Linked DNA regions of Mus musculus: region 2 is linked to region 1. A link is a contact called in ENCODE Hi-C or POLR2A ChIA-PET data. All regions are on one chromosome and are shown on one strand. The core of a region is the stretch at or near the end of the contact, and the rest is flanking DNA. Distances in the headings are between cores, read along the strand shown. Region 1 holds the start of Ice2 (interactor of little elongation complex ELL subunit 2). Region 2 holds the start of Anxa2 (annexin A2).

Region 1 (4,798 bases), core at 707-3,206:
ATGAAATGCTAACAGAAAGCTTCCCTAGCTTCAGAAAGGTATTGGACACTCATAAACCGGAGACCTCTGGATCCCCAGAAAAGACATGAGCAGAAAGAACCATCACCATTACATAACCACACTGTCAAGAGGATAGGGCAGCACTGGGGCTACAGCTCAGCGCTAATGCCTGGTTAGCATACTTAAAGCTCGGGGTTAAATCCCCAGAACAGCAGCAAGATAACAGCTAAATACGTGATAGAAAAGAACTGTAAAATCTGCAAAGCACTAAATCACATTTAATAGAAGCCCCATTAGAGTAAGAGGAAATTTCTCAGTAAAAGCCCTACAGGCAAGGAAAGCACAGAATGACATATTTCAAGTCAGGAAAGAAAACAACTGCCAATCAGGATCACTATACTCAGCAGAGCTATTCTTCAGAAATGAGGGGGAAACAAAGATCTTCCAAGATAAGCAAAAACTGAGGAAACTGGGGACTACCAACCTTACCTTACAATGGATACTTCATGGGGGACTCAGAAGTGAAAGAAAGATAACATCATGGGTGTGTTAAAACAGTAATGTTACTAGAAAATACACAAAAGACATATAGAAGAGAATCAGATATTTCAAGCAAGTGAAAGAGGGAAGATTAAGATGAGTAAACTTGAAAGGGGAATATTTATTTATTTATTATTTATTTATTTTTATTTTTAAATATTTATTTATTTATTTTCGAGACAGGGTTTCTCTGTGTAGCTCTGGCTATCCTGGAACTCACTCTGTAGACCAGGCTGGCCTCGAACTCAGAAATCTGCCTGTCTCTGCTTCCCGAGTGCTGGGATTAAAGGCGTGCGCCACCACACCCAGCTTAAAAGGGGGTCATCATTTATGGTTCTAGCCACAACATCTTGTCTTAAAAGATTTATTTTTATTTAAATGTCTCCATGTGTGTACCACATGTGTTTGGGTACTCTCGGAGGGCAGCAGGTAGGAGGGCAGCGGGTAGGTACCAAATCCTCAGGAGCTGGATAACAAATGTTTGTGAGCCACCTCATGTGGGTGCTGAGGACTGAACTTGAGTCCTCTGGAAGAACAGCAGCAAACAGTCTTAACTACCAAGCCTTTTCTCCAGCCCCAGTAACACTTAAAGTGGCTCGTCACTCTCTTTTTTGATCCGTTTACACACGATGACTTAGAGTCCCAAAAATCAGAAGTTCTGGAAAAGCCGGTTTTAGTTTTGGTCCTTCTTGCACTCAACACCAAACAGAAAATATTTGTGCTTAATCCATCTCTTTTTAATGAATTGCTGCAAGAATAGCGTGAGAGACTCGAAGGCCCACTAGCAGACATTGGCCTATCTCTAAAATGAAAAAGAGAGTGGAGTGGAGATTTTGGGTGTAATGAGAGCCTAGTATGTGTTGAGTAGTGCGCTAAATATAGCTTCATTCTTTGTCTTATTTAGACCTTTCCAAAACCCTTATCTGTATGTAATAAAAATTGATGATAGGGGCTGAATATGTAACTTGGTAGGGTGCTTGCCTGTCATCCTGAAAGATTAGGTTCCCTTTCCAACACCGTATACATGGGGTGTGGTGGTAGTGCATGTCTGTAATCCCAACACTCAGGATGTGGGGGTCATAAGGATGAGAAGTTCAAGGTTAGCCTTGGCTGGAGTACATAGGATATTTAAAGTGAACCTGCCCTACTTGAGACACTATTTCTAAGACAGACAGACAGACAGACAATCAAGCACACACATAAAAACTACTGACGAGTCAGGATCAGAATGAGGGAAGCCTGAAGTTACAGCCTGGGTCTACCTGGTCCCTTAACACTGTGGCCAGTCCTCCCTTTGCATTCGCGCGCAGGCCCGTCCCGCGGCGCTCGCGTGACGTCATCACGCGCGGCCGTGCGGGCGCCCTCGGGGCTTTTAAATGAGGCCTTCGTAGGCGGGCAGCAGTGAGTTCAGCACAAAACGTGTGTGGAAGCGTCGGCTTTTCTCGGGGGCCAGAGCCGCTTGGGACCCTGAGGTGGGCGGAAAGGCGGCTGCGCGCCGACTCCGGCTCGTCGGGAACGCGAGGGGCGGGAGAGGGAACATGGCGACGCGGGTCTGAGGCAGCGCCTCACCGGACTTTGCTCACAGGCCTTCCTCGGCGGCTTCCCTCACGTGTCTTCCTCGGCGGCTTCCCTCACAGGCCCTAAGGCTTTCCTCATTCGACCCCTCTCCTTCCCCGATACTTTTGTCTCCCTTTGCTTCTCTGTAGTTCCCTCCCCTCCCCCTCAGCCCCACACTCAGGGGAAAGGAGAGGTAGGTGGTAGGCGGAGAGGGACGCCCCTGAGACCCCATAGGGACCCAGAGGCCAGTTCCTGCATTGGACTCCTAAGTATCTCAAGGCCGCACGGGATGACAGGGACAGACACCCAGCGTGAGTGAAGAAGTCAAGCTACAGCGTTAATTCCGATGACACCTTTAAAGGTGCCTGTGAATTGTTTTCTGGAGTTGCTCGCACCTGAGTGTCACAAGTGCAAAGTTCTCTTTGAAAAGGACACGGTCCCTGGGATCCAGAGAGCCTTTTCTGTGTGCATCGCATGTCATAGACCGCCTCCATAGCTGTATATAACTAGAGGAAATGGAAACACGATTTGTATTGGTGGTAAGGGAGTGAGGGGAAGGGAAGACAGCCCTGCCATAATGTAAACAATGCGAGAACACAGGGCACCCTTCTGGTTTGGGGTCTTACTAACTCAGCTAATGTTGAGGCTAACACTCCTTGCATAAGTTAAAGGGAACGGATCTTTGCTACAAAGAATCGTTCTGCCTGCCTGTGTGTTTTAGTCACTTGAGGTAGATGCTAATCAAGCAAAGGCTTTTTATGACCCAAGGTGATATAGGTTTGATCTTGACCTTTTGTTTGTCTTCAGTTAACTGTAGACTCTAGGAAGGATCCGACCCTCACTCTCTGGGAGCCTTCACTGCCCAGCTGAAATAATTGTGGGCTAGAGTGAAGGAGAATTCTAGGAAGATGAGCTCTAGCATAACCATGAGTGAACCAAGGCTGAACTGGTGAGTTGGTCCTCTTCCTGATCCACTGTGAAGGAACAAGCTGGGGATGGTGGGTATCATAGGAAAGGAGATTTCTGGCCTGGAGAGATTTTATAATTTTTAGCCACCAGGGTCTCAGAAATTACCCTGTTCATATACCAAGTTTGTTGAGTTATAGCTGACTGATTTTTAAAGATTTTTTTTATTATGTATATGAGTACACTGTAGCTGTCTGCAGACACACCAGAAGAGGGCATCAGATCCCATTACAGATGGTTGTGAGCCACCATGTGGTTGCTGGGATTCGAACTCAGGACATTTGCTGAGCCATCTCTCCAGCCCCCTAGCTGGAAAGATTTCAATTCCTAAAATGACAACCTAACACTCAAGTTCTTAGTTATAATTTTATATCATTATTACAGTTTTCTTGTGGAGAAGTGCTCGAATTGTTGTCAATATTTCAGTTTAATTCCTTCACTCAAGTAACATTGACCATAACGTATCAGTCTCAATTATAATGGGATATTTTGGGGTGGGGTGGGGGCTGGGTCTCTCTGGTCTCCAGGCTTACCTGGAGCTCACTATGGAGATCAGTCTGGCCTTGTACTCAGAGAGATCCACCTGCCTCAGCATCCTGAGTGCTGGATTAAAGGTGTGTTCCACCATGTCCAACCTGTACTGAATCATTTACAATTCTTCCTAGTACTAGAACTAGGTATTCTCATGATATCTAGGTATTCCCTAGATAGTTCTGTGCTGTGCAGATGCTCCCCCACACCTCTGGCACTGTGATACCAAAGTGATTTTGAAGTGTTACAGTTTCCATTCCCACAGATTAATCCTTAAATTAATCTCAGTACTTCAATTCTTTATTTCTTTCATTTAACCAACATTGGCTGTATTAGTCTCAAACTAATTTTGATATTATAGAACTTATCACTTTAGAGATGGGTTTAGGAAACACCTGTCATTCACCCCATTTATCAAGTCAGATCAAGTTAACAGTAAATAGGAGGGCCAGTGTTTTCACTTGGCACAATAGTACCCAAATCAAAAATAAGTTGTTACATTTTAACATTACCATTCATGCCAGAGGTGAGCCCTGGCCCTGACAGACCCTTGATTAAATGTCATTCTGTCCCACCTTTACTGTTCAAGCTTCTGAAGTTATTTGTATACTACAGGAAAACAAACTATGGACCTTGAGAATTTCACACTGCTCCAAGCTTAAAGCTATCTAAGAAGTAAAACATGTAAATACACAAGATCTGGTACATGAAATTATACTGGCTAGGAGGTGATTGGGAAAAGCTGGGGTAGAGGTTATAACTTACAGCTCTAACATTATGCTTCTTTGTCTAACATGAGATTTTGAATTGTCGAGTACAAATAAATTACTTTATTCCACAGGGATGTTACACCCAAAAATGGCCTTAAAGCATTTTTCTCTCCAGAAAATTATAAAGACCATTCCATGGCTCCAAGTTTAAAAGAACTCTATATTTTGTCTAACAGGTAATATTCACTTGGTTATTTAATTTTTCATTTCATTGCTGTTTTTCTGATAACTGAAATTTTATGACTATCATAGTAAACATTTGAATTATAAAAATGTAAAAAATAGAAGAAAGCTGCTGATAACACTTTGATATTTACCTTTCTCCATACACAGCTGTATATTTATATACACAGAATGAGATCATAGTTGTAATTTCATCAGAACACCATAAAACATAATTCTGTCATTAAAAATCAGTGTTTGTGTTTTTCATG
Region 2 (4,798 bases), core at 1,367-3,866, 56 kb after region 1:
AACTTTTTATTGATTCTTTATGAGTTTCACATCATGTACCCCAACCCCACTCATCTCCCTGTCCCTTTCTACCTGTCCTCCATCCTTGCAACCTCCTCTACAAAAAAATAAAAAATAAAAAAATAAAAATAAAAATAATAATTAAAAAAAACTTAAAAAGAAAAAAAAGCCTCCCTATGGAAACTGCAGTGTGTCATGGTGTGTCACACAGTACACCCCTTTGCTCAAACAGCTTTTCTTGCAGTGTTCATTGCAGTGAGTTCTTGGTCTGGTTAGAGGCCTCTGGCTTCTGCTGCACCATCAATACTGGATCCTCACTGTGACTCCTCTCGGATATCCTGTAGATGCCCTGTGTCTGGAAGTTTCTGCGGCTTTGGATCTGCAGGACAGGCCCTGCATGAGGTAGATGTTGGGATGAGCCAACTGAAAGCCCTAGGTCTGGGCTACCTCAGGTAGCACAGTCAGCTTTCACTATAGATTCTGGAGACTGAGCTCTGGTCTTCACGATTTTCAAGGCAGGCACTTTACCTCCTCCCATCCCCCACCCATCTGACCTTTTTGTGGATTTTTATAAACTATCTAGTCAGGGTATTCAGTGTAATACAATCGTTGCTGGCATTGGTTAATTTGATTTCCAAACCATCCCAACTGTGTCTCAAGGAAGAGTCCCCTCAGATTGGCTTTTGATAAAACGTGTATCAGATGAATTTGCAGACAGAACCAATGAGATCCCCCGATGGAATGTGAGATGCTAAGGAGATAGGACAAGAAGAAAGAGCTCGTATTCAGCAGGACATAAATGAGGCCTGGCCACATACAGCTCTCTGTACATTTAGCTTTGCCAGATGTCCACAATAAGTCAAAAATAGTTTTGGATGGTTGGTGGCTTTTTTATGTTTCACATGATGTCAATTCAATGCTACTTCTGACATTGGACCTCCTACCCTCCCTCACACATGCAGGAATGTGGAGCCTGCGGGCCTGGGTGGAGAAATAACCCAGGGAGGCAGGCTACTGCTTGCTGGTAGTGTGTGCCTGTGTCTTATGTTCCAAGATGTTCACCCCCAGTAGTCAGATAAACAAGGTTTCTGTCTTTAAAGCTGCCCACACTGAAGCACTATGAATGTAAATCAGACATTGTATCAAAAGGGATATCTTGTTTTCTGTTTGTCACTCTGCTGGGGCCAACTTCACAGCTACCTGTCTATGTGACAGTGGGCACTGTGCCTATCTCTTCCCCTAACTGTCATCCTTTGGTTCCTAGGAGTGAATTGAGACCGTAGTGGAAAGTATAAACAGATGTTGATATCAGAAGGGACCAGGGCTGGGAAGATAGTGGCCTAAGATCTTGTAGCTTAAGAACCTGAGTTCTGTTCCAAGTTCAGGTAGAAGGCTTTTTGGCCAACCAATCTTGCCTAATTTGTGAGCTCCAGGCCAAAGAGATACCTTGTCTCAAATAACAAGCTGGGCCAAGGTGGGTGCTCTGAAGGGACAGCATCCTAGAGGCTGACAGCGCCTTGCAGGTCATGTGTGATACACGTGACCACGTGTGATACGAGTGAACCACAAGCACACACAACTAGATGGAAGAGAATCGTTAGAACCTAGAGAAAGCAGAGAGGTAGACTCTGCAAGGACGGAGTTGAAAGACCTAGTGTGACTGGGCAGCGGTGGTGGTGTACACTTTTAATTCCAGCACTGGGGAGGCAGAGGCAGGCAGATCTCTGATTCCAGACGAGCCTAGTCTCCAGACAACCAGATCTATACAGAGAAACCCTGCCTTGAAAAACAAAAACAAAACAAAACAAAACAAAACAAAAGAACCAAAACTAGTGTTTAAGGTATTTCCAGCTCTCTTGCTAGCTTGAAGTTTAATGCGGTGTGAACAGTCACCCACAAACACAGTTCACTACTGCGTTGTTTCCTGGAAAAGCAAGCTAGAAAAGAAACAATATGACCCAGAGAAACAGTTTGTCAAGGAATGAGAAGGGGGAAAAACCTTCAATAACCTACAATTAGGAAAAGACCGTAGGACCTGGGGTGTATTGGAGTACTGGGGGAAGGAGGTACCTTCTAGCCTTACCTCTTAGTCTCCCTAGCTGGTTAGAGGCCTCTCCGCTTTGATTTACAAGGCGGAGTAGACTGTGTAAAGCAGGGCCAAGCGAACACCCTCCTCACACTGCTCCAGCTGGTGACCAGAGGTTAAGCTAATATGTTTGCAGACAGTGATGGAGAGCTGGGTGCCAACGGCCCAGTTCAGAGGAATCCAAATATATGCGCCTTGAAACAATTCTACCCTCCATTACCTCGCTGCCTAGAAGCCTTTTAAAAGCAAAAGAAGTGAGTTGGGCAAGCCAAGCAGCTGAAATCTTAATAACCCAGAGCCAGCCTGAGCAGGGCCCTGTACTCTAGGAGTAAGGGGATTTGGGCGGGGGAAATGGGTGGATACTTGTAGGGCCTGGGGAGGCGGTGGAGCTGTCACGTAGGGCAGGACTGGGCTTGGGCTACGTTCCAAGTTGGATGAGTCACCCAGCAGGGTGGGAACAGGCCGGGGAGGGAGGGGATGTGGGGCGGCCTCGCGCTGGGAGGATGGGGCGGGTATAAAAGCCCCACCCAGCCCAGCCGGGCTGCTCCGCTTCAAGGGAGGCTCTCAGCGATACGTGCCCGGCCCAGGTAAGTGGGGCGCGGCCCGGTCGCCCGCTATGGCCTCGGGGTTGCGGTGCTGAACGGGGAGCGGGCAGGCTCCGGCGATGGGGACCCCGGGAGGCACGGAGAGGGACCCACTCCACCCGGTGATCTGCGAGGCCCTGCAACAGAGTTGCAAAGTGTCCCGCAAGTGACCGTGCTCTTTGCATGCCACTCTCCTGAGGGGTCGGGGCGCAGGGGTCGGGGCGTGCTTCCCCTTGAGGTTTCCTCGGAACGGGGAGACCCTTTGTGGGGCGGGGAGCCGAGGGGGCGGCATTCCAGACGTGCTAGATGTCAGGAGGGGGACTGGGTGTGGCCGCTGGGGGAGCCTCCGGCCCAGCAGTGAGAAGTCCCACTTCGCTTTCCGCACTGCGTTCTCTCACTCTGGACCGTAACTTCTGCAATTTCAGGTGAATTTCCTTGCAACTGAGGGACGTGCCTTTGTGGAGTCGGAGCAGGGTACCTGGGGGAGGTCCAGGGGGCACCAGAACCTCAAGTCTTGACTACTGGGTGCCCTTCTTTACAATCTCAACTCAGTCTTCGTCATGAACGCTAGATTGTCTGCTAGGTCAGCGACCTCAGACTTCATTTCTTCTGGGGAGTTTGTGGCTCGCTTAGAATGTGTGCAGAAGGAAGTGTCCCCGGGTGGTTGTAGGGAACGTTGCCTTGACTGTGCTGATGCCACCATGAATCAGTTGATAGGGTCTATAGAAAAGGGCGTGGTTCCTGGGCCTCAGGTTCCAAAGCTGGCGCGGAGGGCTGTGGTTGGAGAAGTTTCTTTATCTATGAAAGTGGTTTCCGAACTCTGCTGTTGATAGCGCCACTCACACTGAGTTATTGAAGGTTTCCGAAAACAAGTTCATTCAAAAATAGCTAAATAAAGCGTACTGAAACAGTGTCATGCAAATGTAAAAGCAAAGCAAAGGCAACAAAATAACTGTTACTTGAGACAGAGCCGTAATCTCAACACTCAGAAGACTGGAGCAGCAAGATCCCTTTTGAATCCGACCTGAGCTACATAGTAAGTGAGATTCCTGTAGGGGGAAAAACCCAACTACCAAAAAAAAAAAAAAAAAAAAAAAAAGAGAGAGAGAGAGAGAGAGAGAGAGAGAGAGAGAGAGAGAGAGAAAAGAAAAAAACCATGAGCTTATGATCACGATCAAGCTTATTGGTAATTGGTAGAGTACCGTAGTAGGTTGAACTTCATTCCCAGAACTTGAAAAAGCTATTCATGTGTGAACTATTATGCCATATTCAACTCCAGCCCTTAAAAGCAACCATAAACTCTTGGAATTCAAGATCCTCAGCCTGAAACACTCAGGAGTATAATTAGGTGGGTCTGCAACTTGGACTCGGGAAGCCACTTCCCTGCCCAACCCCAACAAAGCTATAGAATGTGTTTGGAATCCCAAGCTAGCACCAGAAAAAGATTAATTTGCAGTGTATCCGAGTTCTGGCTAAAGGCAGGGGAGCAGAATGCAAACTGGGGAGGGTGAGGGGTGATCTGTGGGTAGGAAGAATAAATCACTGATGTGGGGCTCAATTTTTTTCTCCCTTAGTTCTAAAGATAGTCTTGATCAAATCATAAATCCTATCAATTGGAAACCCTTCTCCCGTTTCTGTTTCCTGCATTCCTCCCACTGTCTTGCAGCCTGTGTCCCTTGACCTGTTAGGTTGGCTTTGGAGACTTGCAGTCCCACCCACTTCCTGCTCCTTTCAGAGTATGAAGCACTCTGGATCTGAGTCAGGGAACTTGGAGCCAGCAGAGGAGACCAGGGCAGAGAGATCCCTGTCCTCTTCCGCTCTCCGAAGCACACAGCTGATCTGAAGTCCAAGGGTTTCTCCAGAAGCACCCATCAGGTCTGCTGCAGCAGGGCAACCCACTAGGTGCATCTCTCGGTTGAGGGTTTCCTGTTCGGTGTGTTAGAGGTTCAGGAAGTTTGACTAACTAGCCAGGCAGCACTTGAGGCTTTGACAGAGGCCTTGGACTGGTGCCTCAATGTTTCACATCCTGTGTCTTTGAGCTATTAAAGTACCCTATTGATTGGCATTAGGCAGGCAGTCTTGGTCATTAGCTTCCTGGCTAGTCTCTGCTTTAAGTAGTTTTCCTGGC

The links. Hi-C counts contacts between places; a loop is a spot of excess contacts on that map. ChIA-PET counts read pairs that join two places held with the same protein, here RNA polymerase II (POLR2A).
Region 2: a map of T-helper 17 cell shows a loop between it and region 1 (1.8-fold over the local background). The contact joins the promoter of Anxa2 here to the promoter of Ice2 in region 1. A Hi-C loop is called at or near these places in 1 of 37 maps with a recorded cell type or tissue (T-helper 17 cell). POLR2A ChIA-PET finds 5 or more read pairs at or near these places in 1 of 5 experiments (Patski).

Annotation. Positions count from the first base shown.
Region 1 is chr9:69,396,042-69,400,839 of GRCm38, forward strand. It overlaps Ice2 (interactor of little elongation complex ELL subunit 2), which reads left to right and starts at 1,957. Exons shown (of 16, transcript NM_145618.3): 1 at 1,957-2,012; 2 at 2,905-3,046; 3 at 4,436-4,540. The coding sequence starts at 3,006.
Region 2 is chr9:69,451,067-69,455,864 of GRCm38, forward strand. Anxa2 (annexin A2) reads left to right here and starts at 2,617. Exons shown (of 13, transcript NM_007585.3): 1 at 2,617-2,673.